Linked DNA regions of Homo sapiens: region 1 is linked to region 2. The links are chromatin contacts, found by Hi-C in ENCODE. All regions are on one chromosome and are shown on one strand. The core of a region is the stretch at or near the end of the contact, and the rest is flanking DNA. Distances in the headings are between cores, read along the strand shown. Region 1 holds the start of PLPP4 (phospholipid phosphatase 4). Region 2 holds the start of LINC02930 (long intergenic non-protein coding RNA 2930).

Region 1 (2,959 bases), core at 394-2,893, 150 kb after region 2:
ATCATTTCTATCACATAATAATTTAATGAGGTTTTAGCCCATCTGCCAATTAGAAACTGTCCCCATCTGATCACACAGCAATCATTAGTTTTAACGTACATTCCAAAGGTAGAAAATAGAGTAGGAGAAGGGAAGAGTGTTTTGTTTTTCCAAATGCATCAAAATCCAACTGAAGTTCTCGTTCCTTCTTCCCAGTGAATAACACCAGTGTTCGGGCAGAAGGCGGGAGAGGGGGGCTTGCTTGCATCTGGGGGAGCTCATGGCCTTTTCTGATGGTGTGAATAAATACTCTGGATGAATTTAATCCCTGCTAAAGAAAAACATGCAAGAAAGGGCATTTCTTTCCATGTGTATCCCCTGGGCTGCCCAGAACAGAAGTCATCTTTGACACAGCACACCTGCCATGGATGACTCCAGATTGAGGCAGAAATTCAAAGAGGGCCTCCTGTTTGGCTCGGGAGGGCTTTTCCAGAAACGAAAACAAAAACAAACAAATAAATAAATGCATGGCAAATCCAAAAAGTTCATGTAACTTTAATACTTAGAATGTGGCAGAAAACATCCATGGGCAGAGAGGGGGAGAGAATTTGGCTCACTGATGGAGGGACCAGTGCAGGTGTGGGTGCCTAGGTGACAGCAGCTCACGGGAGGCTGCGGGGTGGCTCTGAGCTGGTGTTCTGGGCTCAGGTCTGAAAGAGAGATGTGACAGCTCCCTGCAGCTTGGGCCCTGGAAGTCAATGAGCGGTGGGTCCCTGGGCGCACGGAGGAGGCTCAGGCATCTCTGAAAGAACCTGCGCCACCACCCCTTCTTCTTTTCGGGATCGCTGTTCTCAGTGCCAGCCGCTCAAAGCCACCCTGGGCATTTCACGGCTACCCCTGGAGGGCCTCCGCCCCCAAAGCGGACATCGACCGGGCACAGAGCTCCAGGGTGTGTGTATCCCACCCCGGCCTGCAGCCCCTTGACTTCTCAAGCCTCCACAGCAACAGTTTCTCAGTAGGAGAAGCGCCGCAAACGCCCGCTGGGAAAACGCTCGCCAGGACCGCGGGCGCTAAAGCCAGGGACACGGAAGGAGTCTGGCCCTGGGCACAGCGGGGAGGAATCGGAGACGGGGCCAGGGGTAAAGACTTCCAACGTGGGCCTCAAAGATCACACAGAAGGAGAAACTTCCCGAGGGCACGGGCCAGGGTGCGCGTCCCTGTTTAGAGGTGCAGCCCTGGATCCCCCGGGCAGGTGGTGCGGGGCTGGCGACAGGCGCGGGCCCGGTGAGACCCGGGAGCAGGTCTCAGCCTCGGCGCGCGGTGGTCGCTCCGCGCCTAGGGTCCCAGGAAGGAGAGAGGAAGGGTCTCTCTTGGTCCCGTAGGACACGTTGCGGGCACTTGGCGGGGAAGGGACCTCGAACCCAGGCCCCAGTGGGAAGCGGCTGCGCAAACTAAGTTAGGGCACAGAGAGGCTTGGTCGGTTGTTCCCCCGCGTCAGTGCGCCCTGCCCGCGGTGCGCCACTACTTACACGAAGACTCCGAAGAGCAGGGCTCGCACCCCGATCTCAATGGCCAGCTCCCGCATGGTGCGGCCGGAGCAGCTCCCGCGGCGTCAGCTGGTGCTCTCCGCGGCTCCCGCAGCTCGGCCGGCGCCGGCTCGCCAGACCCTGGGAGGCGAGGGAGGCGCGCTCCAGGCCGCGGGCGGGGGCGGAGGCGGGCGCCGGGCGGGGGCAGGCGCCGGGGAGGGCTCAGCCTAAACCTCGCGCCTCGGGCTCCGGGGCTCCGGGAAGCCGCGCCGGCCGCTGGCGATACTGCGGACCCCGCCTCCTAGTGCGGAGCCGGGGCCGCCTCAGGGACTCCCGGATCCCTCTCCCCAGGAGCCGCCTCCGCCTCCTGGGCCCGCGCCGGGCACCCGCGGACCGGGGAGGGGAAGCCCGGGGAAGCCCCACCGCCGCCGCCGCCTCCCTGCGCGCTCCCCGCCTCCCCCGCCAGTGGGCGGCCCCTGGGCTCCGCGCCAGGGCAGCGCGCTCGCTGGGGCTCTGCCCGCGGCCCCTCTGCAGCTCCTGGTCCTGCCTCCGACTCCCGCTGTCCGGGCTCTCGCTCCCTGGCACACGCACGCACGTGGGCATGTAGTGGACGATCGCTCTGGGGATTCTCCAGGGCTCAGGGCAGCCCTGGCCAACCTTGCTCCCGTGTTCGGCCCTCCCTACACCGTTCGAACCTGAAATTCTTTCTTTTTTCTAGGAAGTTCCCCAGAGATCACTCGCGGGCTTCGCTTTGCTCTCAGGAGATGCCAGCCAGGGTCCAGGGCTCCGGCACAGAGAGAGGGCAAAGGCAAGCCTGGCTCCCCGCCATGCCACCAGCGCCAGGTGGCCCCTGGGGACCGAATCCTCTCTCCCCCACCACCTGTCCTCCGCCCCCAGCAGCTTGGGGCTGCTGAACTGTGGAATATGAAAAAGCTCCTGCCACCGTCCCTGGCCTGGCCGGTGTGTGGGAAGTCAGGGTCGCTCGTCGCTGACACAGCATTCAACCAGCCGTCAGCCAGGCAGCAGGTAGAACCCAGAGCCTCATCCTCAGGTTAAGAGCCAAAAGCCCAACCCTCGCAGCCTAGGGGTCACGACCTCCAGCTGGAGCCCAGCAGGAGCTTGGATTTGCTTTTCCCAAACCGGTCAGAATTTTATTTACTTTTCTTAGAATTTTGACTTCTTGGCTTCACTAATTTAAACCAAGCAGACATTTAAAATGCAAAACACACAGTGATTATAACCATTAGGTTGTTCCTGGGGAGCCCAGGCCTCTCTTGGATTTTAGGAGAGACCCAGCCAAAATTGTGTGAGCAGAGGACACGGATTAGAAGGTGGTTCCTGGGACTAAGGAGCTATGGCTCAGTCCTGGATAAAAGGGGGAGCAGGTAGAAAGAACTTAGGAGGAAGCCCTTGGCATCAGCAAAGGGCAAACAGACCCTACCTCCAAAGGAAAC
Region 2 (2,893 bases), core at 182-2,681:
GCTTTCTTGCTCCATAAAAAGAAAATCTCAGGTCCTATTTGTCTGTGAAATCATGGTAAAAAGTTATCTTTGGGGTCTTATTTTTCCCAGAATGCCAATACTGGTCTACTGAACCTAGACCTCATCTTTCCATTTCGTGACACAACTGCTTTCTTCTGAGCACAAAATGGAGCTGAGAGTCAAGACAATTACGCGATTACATTCAGATGACAAACTTTTTGGTCTTAGCATTTGATAGAAGAAAAAATATTTTATTAACATAAAACTTGCTGATGGGTATCCAAAGCCTCCACTTCATCACACACAGTGCAGACATGGCCTTTGAGTGCACACCAAGCTTAGTAACCTCCTTGCTCACTAAACTGTGGTGCTTCTCTTTTCACAAACATAAGCTGGGATCTTAGCAATTCCCCATCTGTCCACAGGTGAATATGTTATTTGAGAGAGGAGGCAGCTGCTACAACTCTTCATGGAAAACCAACATTGTAATTGCAAAAATAATTTGCAAATGATATTTCATGTGTTGCATTATTGCTTGTGATACTGATGGTTTATTAACCTACTTTCTTCTTATTTCTATGGGAAAACACAAAGACCTCATTTTTCCCTCAGATCACGTCAAAGTTAGGATGGATTTAAATGTACATTTATTTATTTATATACAGATATTCAGATAAGTTGGACAGCCACATCCCTACATTTTCTAAAATGACATAATGGGCATCAATAACAGGGTAAAATTGTGGCTCTGAGCCATCAGACAGAAACTGACGTTGCAGCCCAGCTGTGTGTACACAAACACTCAGGCTGATGAAGGAAGGCCACGGAATTCAAACCAGCACATCTTGCTGCTTTGCATTCAGCCTGCATCACCCGGGACAGAAAAACAGTGTGCTAATGAGAGAAAAAGTTGAACAACATAGAGTTCCTCTTTACAGGTTCCTAACATTATCTGGACAAACTGAGTGTTAGAGCTGGCCCGAGGGCTGATGGTGAGCAAGGGAACCGTCCAGGAGCAAATGAAACTGTCACGAAGGAAATGCCAGGCTCAGATAGACCCCACTCAGGAGGAAGGAAACCAGTGAGAAGGGAGGAAGGGGACCCCATCTCTGTTTCAGGACTTGGACTCATGGTTACTGTCCCTTGCTAAGAGCAATGTCCATTCTGTTCAGTCACGTGGGATGCAAACTCTAAACAAACCTTGATGAAGAGGAAAAGAGAATGCATTGGCTCAAGTACCTGAAAAGCCCAGGGCAGGGCTGGTTTCGGGCTTGGCTGGATTCAGAACCCAAGTGATTTCAGGAGTTCACTCCCTCCATGTTTTGCCTCTGATTCCTCTGCCTGGGATCCACCCAGAAGCACCTTCTGCAGTAAGATTGCTGGAGCTGTCCAGGTTCCCCATTCCATCCTCACAGCAACTCTAGCCAAAAGAGAGTTTCTCTTTTTCAGTGGTTTCCATTGAAACCATAGAACTGAGTCTCAGTAGCTCTGATTGGTCAGCTGTGGGCCACATGTTCATCCCTTAACCAATCACTATGGTCAGAGAGATATGGTATTCTCATTGGCCAGGCAGGGTCACATGCTCATCTCTGAAGCTGAGGTGGGGTCAGCCCCACATTGATCACTTGAACAGGGGAAGACTGAATCGTTATCAAAGAAGAGTTGAATTCTATCAAGGGGCCAGGAGTGTAGGACAGCAAACAAAAACAGGTAACCACCTCAGGTTAAAAAACTGCCTGAAGGGAGGGGTCACGGTTTACAGATGGCAAGGAAATCCTAGATACAATGCTAAATAGTGGCTTCATTAGTCATCATCCCACTTGTATCCATGCAGGCTAACAGATTCTGTCATGGATTAGGGCTCTGCTCTTACCAGCCATCATTCTGACCATGCCCACTGTTGAGGACTATGGCTCCCAAGTTGGTCTTGCCATGAGATTTTAAAAGCATGAAATTATCAAGGACAATTAGAATGAATTTGTCTTCATCATCAGCCAGTCAGAAGTTTTGAGAACTAATAATGCTTAAAATCTATAGTGATCGCCTTTAATTATTCTTTCAGCCTGTAAGTTTTCACGTTTTCTTGGCTGACTTTTAATAATGAAACCTGCTGACTTTTAATAGTGAAACCACTGTTCTGACTCATTATTTATATCAGGTGTGTTTCCAATGTGAACTTATAAAGTGGTAGACATTTCTTGGTTATTTTATGTTTTGTTAAAAGTATCAGGGATCATTATGTCTAAGTTTGTTAATTACGTTGATACTTCTCCCAAGGGTTCCATTACTCTCAATGTCAGACAACTGGGAGAAGTTGTTCTGAAAGTCATAGACAGCAGACAAGAGCCTTTTAACTGATGTATTCATTTCTTTAAGAGGCCATGAACTGGCAGTGTCTTCTCTCTGGAATCTCTGTTAGTCATTCCTACTGACTCATAGCAATTCGCTCTCTGAGCAGAAGTTCCCATGAGAGAAGACCCCACTAGATGGTGATGTCAACTGATGGAAGAATTTTGGATGATGTTTACAAAGCAAGGAGGTCTTGTGAGTCTCACCAGCAGGCCAGTGTCAAGTGGAAGAGGCCAGGCCTGGCTGTTGGCCATAGGCTTGGCTGGAATTGGCAAAGGTGCCATTTTAACTTCCACACCCTGCTCATGGCTACCCACTCTACTCCTAACCAAGCTATTTATACCACAAATGCCTGACTACAGATATGGGGACATAAGTGAATGAGAGAGAAAAAGAACGAGAATGGGAAGCATTTTCCCACTTGTGCCATTACAACTGGTCAGGTCCCCAAGCATTCACTTGTTGTCTTCTCTGAGTCTGACAGCCACTCTATGAGTTAGATAGGGCAGGTATTGCTGCCATTTTACAGATGAGGCTTGTCCAG

What was found. Hi-C counts contacts between places; a loop is a spot of excess contacts on that map. Pooled maps may share reads with other maps.
Region 1: a loop to region 2 is called in a map with no recorded cell type, with 3 times the contacts of the local background. The contact joins the promoter of PLPP4 here to the promoter of LINC02930 in region 2. A Hi-C loop is called at or near these places in 1 of 168 maps with a recorded cell type or tissue (endothelial cell of umbilical vein), 1 of 37 single-sample maps with no recorded cell type and 2 of 50 pooled maps.

Annotation. Positions count from the first base shown.
Region 1 is chr10:120,455,911-120,458,869 of GRCh38, reverse strand. It overlaps PLPP4 (phospholipid phosphatase 4), which reads right to left and starts at 1,643. Exons shown (of 7, transcript NM_001030059.3): 1 at 1,509-1,643. The coding sequence starts at 1,564.
Region 2 is chr10:120,607,120-120,610,012 of GRCh38, reverse strand. It overlaps LINC02930 (long intergenic non-protein coding RNA 2930), which reads right to left and starts at 1,431. Exons shown (of 5, transcript XR_002957103.2): 1 at 1,240-1,431.